2 separate regions of the Mus musculus genome follow, and region 2 is linked to region 1. The links are chromatin contacts, found by Hi-C or POLR2A ChIA-PET in ENCODE. All regions are on one chromosome and are shown on one strand. Each heading gives the region's core, a stretch centred on a gene start or an enhancer-like site at or near the end of the contact. The rest is flanking DNA. Distances are from core to core; before and after follow the strand shown.

Region 1 (3,327 bases), core at 525-3,024:
CAGGACTTTTTATAATAAAGAGCCATCACATTTAGCATTAAGAAACCAAGATGTGATGACGTGTATGGAAGACTGGCAAAAGCCTTAATGTGTGTGTGTCTTTTTAGTCTTGAAGATTCAGACTTAGACAACTCCGTTGGTTACCCAGCTCCTTAAGGAGGGATTTTAGTCCTAGGCAAGGTCAAGAAAGGCTAAGAACCAGAAAAACAGGCTGTTTAGGGTTGGAACTGAGGTGTTGGCGCAGAGGAGCTCCCGTGACCCCCATCCGTGGAATTTCATGAGACTAACATGGTTCTGAAAGCAACAAGAGTAATGGCTGCGATAATTGTTTCCAGGCTTAGGACCCCTGGCATCTTGATTTTTTTAAGTTGACCTGATGAACTAGTAATTGCAGGGATAAATGGAATGTTTGCCAGCAGGAGTCACTCTAGGCCTCCCAATAAAAAAAGCTAAGTGCATTAAATTCTATTCTTACAGAGCTTGGAGGCTAAGGTGGTAGTGCTGTGATCAGGTGGCTTTTGGGAAGTGACCGTAAGTGTATTATAGTAGCCTCTGCTTTGCCCATGTGCCTGCCTTCTTTTGACAGAACATGTGGTTCTTATTCCTTTAAAAAAAAAAAAAACATAGCCCTTAACATGTTTCTTAAAAGGAAGTAATGTATTATGGATATTAGCATCTTTGTAGTCTGTGTATTAGCACACTTGGCCTTCTTAGAGTGATTTGATTATGTTCGAATCATCTCTCTGAGGTGAACACACATCCTTCCTTCTGATGAGCATCTTCATCTTATGGCAGAGTCTCTGAAATGAGCTGTAGTTAGTGTGAAATATGTTAGCTTATGCCTTTCTGAAAAGAATAGGTCCAGTGTGGTCACAAACTGAAATATTTCAGCAATAGCCATGAAATCTAATAGTTTCCCAAGTGCACACAAACTCAAAAAGTTAATTGTTCATTTATGTTTGATACTAGGATTGCAACATTGGATTAAAACCAATTAAATGTTCCTCGAAGCAACAGAAAAAGTTTCCTGATTTATGAATAGAACCATTCAAACGGTGCAGACACAATCCATGTAAAGTAATGAGGTGTTTTGTTTTTTTGGCAAAGGGGAACGCAAAACAGGCATAGAGTCTTAAAAAAAACTCTTAAAAATCTTTTTGGATAAGGTTAATAACACACATCAGCAGGAAGGAGTGATGGGAAATCTAGGACTTCATTTCACAAGGAACGTTATCCCCTCCCCCCCCAGGTGAGCTGCACAATGAAAATACTCTGCTTATTCTATCAGGGTTACATTCCTGCACTTGAGTCAACATCCTAAGTTACAGAACTAAACATGCCCTGCCTCTGCTTAGCAACCGCAAATCCTTCCTTCCCCAGTTGCATGTATTTTGGATGTGGCATCTGAAGTACAAATTCCTCAAATTCGATTGCACCCAGAGTCAGGAACAGTGCTTTATTATCCTAAAGTGTGACCGCACCAGAGTCCGTGCCACCTCCCTTTGCGGTCTTGTTCGCCACAGATTCTTTTAAACTGCTAAGCCAAACCCGGAAGCTGGCCATCTGAAGCCCACGAGGCCTGAGTTTCAATCCTGACTTGTGCGGTGCTACTTCCCTGAGCCCCGGCATCCAGGCGTGAGAGGTGCGTGGTGCGGGTTCACTGGACACCCGGCCACACTGACGGAGGCGCGCCGTGGACCCCCCCCCCTCTCCCCGCCCACCGGCGGCTGCGCGCACTGCACCTCGTAGCGGCACGCCGGGCGCCCCGGCCGCGACGCCGCCCGCACAGCGCCACCGAGTTCACGCAGCCGCGGTCGAGCTGCCCGGCGGCAGCAGTGGGCATTGGCGGCCTGGCCGAGGTCGGTTAAAGGGACGAGTTGCAAACAGTTCAGGAAGTGACAAGTCGATTTCCTCCTCCCCGGGAGTCGCTCGGTACAAAGCGCTCGGCGCCGGCCGGAGAGCGTGCGCACGGCGGACGCGGGCGTGCAGCCCGGACGACTTGGCGAGCGCTTGCAGTGACGGCCCGCGTCCGGCGCGCACAGTAAGCGACCCGGCCGGGCAACCGCGCCAGGGGGCTGGTCCGGAGTGGGGTCGGTGCGAGCTCCCCGGCGGCGGCGGCGGCGGGGGAAGTTGGGCTCGCGTGCGCTGCGCTCGCTCTTTCCTTCCTTAATGCTGCTGGCTTTCTTTCTCCCTGTCTCCTTGTTATACGGCGGATCCGGTGGTTTCTACCGGCGCCGACTCTTGCTCGCCCTGGTGCAGGCGTGAGACTTGTCAGCGCGCTGGCGGGGGACGAGCAAACCTAGCGCTGCCGAAAAGTCTGCGCTCCGCCGACCCAGCGGACGGCCGCGGAGACGGCTGCGTCCCGAGCAGCCTCCTCCTTTGAGGCTCAACTTGAGCCCTGGCTTGTGGCAGCAGCGAAGGCGCTGAGCCCCGAAGTTCCGCATCGTTTGCAGACAACTCTTTTGTTCACGGAAGTTTACACCCGCCACCCCTGGGATGCGGGCGCGCAGGGACGACTCCAAGGCTACACGACTGACCCGCGCGGTGTCGATGGGGGTGAGAGGGCGCTCTGCCTAGGGAGGGGGAAGCAGGCGGCGTGGCCGAGGCCAGGGCTTGAGGAGTGGGGGGTCGCCTGTGCCGGCGTGGTTTTTGCACATGGCGAAGAGGGCCGTCCGTCACAGGATACTAGCCTAGTCACATTTTTTTTTTTTTCTTTCTGCCAATCCTTGGTTTGCTAGCCGGTGGGAGTCAGGTTGCCAGCTAGGGGTTTCACTTGGTGGAACCGGGACCAAAGAGACTTGGAAACCCAGAATCCGAAGAGGGTGATTTGAGTTGACCCAAGTGTTTTCTCGACCCCCCCTCCCGCCCCCACATACACAAGCTCCTCTTCTACCCTCAGACTAGGGGAACAGTGCTTGCGGGTGAGTGGGACAAGGGCCTGGAATTGCGTGGGCAGGCTTGTTCTGGACCCTCGCCTTTGGACGCCCCCTGATGCTCCTGACCGCCGGGTTCGTTAACACGTACTGTACTTAGTACCATGGCGAACAAAGAAAAGCTCTTTGCAGCATTTGGTGAATGGGATTCTGCCTCCTATAGGCCACACTCTTGAGTTTTCCATACGGTAAAATTGGGACTCTGGTGTTGGGAAAGTGGCCCCCGTCGTGGGTTGCATTCAGGTCCTGGCCCCATTTGTGCTGCCGCTGCCGCCTCTGCCGCCTCGGTACTTGTCTCGCAGGAGTTGGTACAGATGGAGCTAGGCTGGTGGTGGTTCAACAGGAACAAATGTTTGTTGAATTATTGGACGGTGGAGAAAGGGACTGTTTTCTG
Region 2 (3,353 bases), core at 799-3,298, 47 kb after region 1:
GCTCGCTCCCTAGGAGGGCAGCCCTGGGATGCTGCTGTCCTTCCTGGCCTAAACTATCCAGTGCCCACTTCAGAGTCCAACAGAGTAGCTTCAGATTTTCTTAACAATGCATGCTTTGCTTTACTTTTTTAAAGTACCTCATTCTTGTGATTGTGAACTGGATACCAGACCCTTCCCTATCCTTGTGCCCCACTTCTATTTGGGAACATGATACAAAGTATTTTTATACTTTTCTAAAGTGAGGGAGAGAAAAGATCTGGGTTAGGTGTAGATGGAAGAAGAAAGACACAGAACAAAACAAAGCCAACCCAACCCTGCCCACCTGCTCGGTACCTGCCTGAAGGTTCCTTCTTAGGGTGCCAGGCCAGCTCCTCCTAGCAGATAACAGGGTTCCATTCTCACCTCCAGATCTTTCCCGCCCACCTCTGTGCTGAGGCAGAATTTCCAGTGAGGCATCTACTCATGACGAGTTGAGTGGCAGCTCCCAGCCTGCCATCTGGGCTGAGAGCAGCGCCCTTCCTTACATCTACCTACCTCTGGTGTGTTCAGGAAGTGTGGGAGGGTTGTCCTCCTGGGTGTAGTGAAGCAGGGGCTGCATGTGACATCCAGCCTGAGCCTGGGACCCTCTAAGAGATGCTTGCTTCATGCTTGCTTGTGGTTACATGTGCTGCTGCCACCATCTTCTTCCTCCTCTTCCTCCTCCTCCTCTTCCTCTTTCTTTCTTTCTTTTTCTTTCTTTCTGATAAAACAGGGCAACTGGGGTGAATACAGGCCCACTCATTACCTTTGGCTAATTGCAGCCGTTAAATGAGCCCTATTTCATCAGGATTGTAGACACCACACATTCCGTCTTTCTCACCACTCAGGCCAGGAGATTAGAAATCACATAAAATGTGAGAAAGTGAGAGCAACACCAGTTATTCCCAAAAGGCCACTAGGAAGAATCGTGTAAATACACGCCAGTGGACAGGGAACAAAACAATTCATATGCTTTAAAAAGAAAAAAAAAGGGATGAAAACCCATAATTACTTCAGGAGTTATGGTAATAAATTATTTATTAATGTAAATTATTTCACAGACAAGGAACATAGAGGAAACTTGAGCAGAAGGATCATACATTATGTATAAAAAGGAATTGTAAAAACATTAGAGCGGCTGACTTGTGCGCTCGGCTTCAGGTTTGTCAGCATTTTAATTATAAGCCCCACTTTCAGTGTTTAATTACTCGGCTGTTAACGTCTACTCTGTACATAAAAGGGTTGTTCCCCGGGGCACTCTCTGAATGGAGTTCCTCAGGAAAACAGTTGGCTGTGTTGAGCTGCACAGGGCTAAGAGATTTCACGTTGAGATTCAGCAGGCTTTGGGTTCTTAACTCAACCTCAGTTGATCACTGAAAATGGCCTGTGCTTGTACCTGTGTGGAGAAGCTGGCATTCGGGGCTAGACAGTTTCCATTGTGGTCAGATGACCAAAACAACATTAAAACCACCACCAGCAATCCCGGCATTACACAGCCGGGGGTTTATGTGTGATTGTGATCCCTGAGCCAGGACCTCCTAGAAGAAATTGCTTATGGACTAATACAGGCTAGTATGTGATTTGTTTCCAGTGAAAAATACATCCACATACAAGTACATGTGTCTGCTTAAAAAAAAAAAAAAACTCTTTACAGTTTGAATTGATCCTTGTTGTGGTTACATATGTATGCGATTTTTGAAATCCACACAGGATGCTTTTCAGTTCATGTCCCTTTTATTGGTTCCAGACAGTGTGTGTGGAGTGAAGTACAGAATGGAAGGAGTGGAGTTGGCCCAGGACAGCTGTCTGTGAGCCTCCTGGGCTGCCCTCTCACAAAGGTGAGGGAGCGGGAGCGGGCTGCCATGGTGCTGTAGGCCAGGAGATGGCTACTGCACTATCTTTGGGTGTCGGCCTCTCAGTGGAGAAGGATAGGCAGTGAGCAAGTCGGGAACATCCTGTCCTAGTCGCAAGAGTATGGCTGTAGGGCCGCAGAGCATGCTCATGTCTGCTGTTTGCCAACTGGGTGTGCCCCGAGGACACATGGCACTGCTCTGAAGCCCAGTTTCACCAGTGGGCAGGGATGCTGTGACGGCCCAGGATGTAAACAGTTGCTTAGAGAGCATGCTCATGTTCTCTCAGCTTCAACAGGGCCCCCAGTGTGGAGGTAACACATCTATTGACAGCTTTCTAAAGGGCTGTCCTCGCTTTCAGTCCCCTTATCTAATACAAACGCAGCTAACCTTGGTGTGTGTGTGTGTGTAGTTTAGAGATCTGTCTGTCTCATGTGCTCTCCATGTGCCCCAAACATGAGGGGATCAAAAAATAGCCAAACTGGCCTTTCCAGCCCTTTGGAACTTTGCTGCTATGGAGAATACTAGTTTCCCTGACATTTGTACGTACTCCTGGGATCTTGGGGGTAGAGCTGAAGGCTCTTGTCAAGGTTGACACAGCACCTTGTACAAATGAAGAAACAGAGGCCTGTGCCTTCAATGTTCAGGGCAGTGCAGTTTTAAAATCTTAGTGGTCCCACCAGCCCCTGCCCTCTTTTTTTTTTTTTTTTTCAAGACTATAGGCTTGCCAAAAGCAGTGAAAGCTGCAAGCTGCTATTTGCAGTCCCCGCCCTACTAATGAGGCAAAGGCCCTGGTAGCCATTACACCCTTATCTTTGTCCCTTCTTTTAGAGCCTAGCAGGTCAGCCTTCCTGTTTTTGCAGATCAGACTGAGTGGAGTATCTACCGTCAGCCCTCCTAACCCTCTTGTCTGTGTGAAATGAACTTGGTGTTTTGTATGACTGTCCTTAAGACATGGCAGGGCCAAAGGCTAAAGTGGAGAAGCCTAGGAGCCTGTTTTCCTGACTCAGCTTCTAGTAAGTTTCCATTCTGGTGACAGCTTCTATCTACACTTCATTAAAAGCAGATGAGAGAGCCAAATGTGATGACTGTAATCCCATCATCTGAGAGGCTCAGAGAGGAGGATTACAGCAAGTTCAAATCCAGGCTGGGTTTCATAGTGAGTTTCAAGTCAGCCTGAGCGCTCTGGTTTTTTTTTTTTTTTTTTAAATCAAATAACCAACTAACCAGGTAAGACCTTGGGGGAAGGCTCAAGTTATTGCCTAGCTTGCCCATTGATGTTCTTGTCAACAGATCAGTTTAGCAAAGCTGCCTTTAGTCTCACACTTAAAGGGCTGGTGAGCTTCTGCCCAAAACAGACGGTCTTTGCAGCCCTGGGGCCAAGTTAGCACACCACAGCCTTGGGGTGGGGGAGCCAATACATAACTGCACCTCACTGTCAGCACAAGTAGACAGGTACGAAATCCAGGAGTGAGTCAGCCACAG

What was found. A loop is a pair of places that touch in the nucleus more often than their neighbours do. ChIA-PET counts read pairs that join two places held with the same protein, here RNA polymerase II (POLR2A).
Region 2: a loop to region 1 is called in a map of left cerebral cortex, with 7 times the contacts of the local background. The contact joins the enhancer-like site here to the promoter of Fam53b in region 1. A Hi-C loop is called at or near these places in 18 of 37 maps with a recorded cell type or tissue (CH12.LX, T-helper 1 cell, T-helper 17 cell and 7 more). POLR2A ChIA-PET finds 5 or more read pairs at or near these places in 4 of 5 experiments (Patski and embryonic stem cell).

The regions. Positions count from the first base shown.
Region 1 is chr7:132,812,295-132,815,621 of GRCm38, reverse strand. Fam53b (family with sequence similarity 53, member B) reads left to right here and starts at 1,774. Exons shown (of 5, transcript NM_001381858.1): 1 at 1,774-2,041.
Region 2 is chr7:132,765,331-132,768,683 of GRCm38, reverse strand. The region is part of intron 3 of Fam53b (family with sequence similarity 53, member B); the gene reads left to right. Among named protein-coding and RNA genes, the nearest start is that of Fam53b, 47 kb to the left of the region's middle. Within about 2 kb of position 2,048, at least 1 of the 3 ENCODE cell types and tissues checked has a DNase peak (open chromatin) inside an H3K27ac peak, as active enhancers do; it is heart, where a contact is called at or near this core.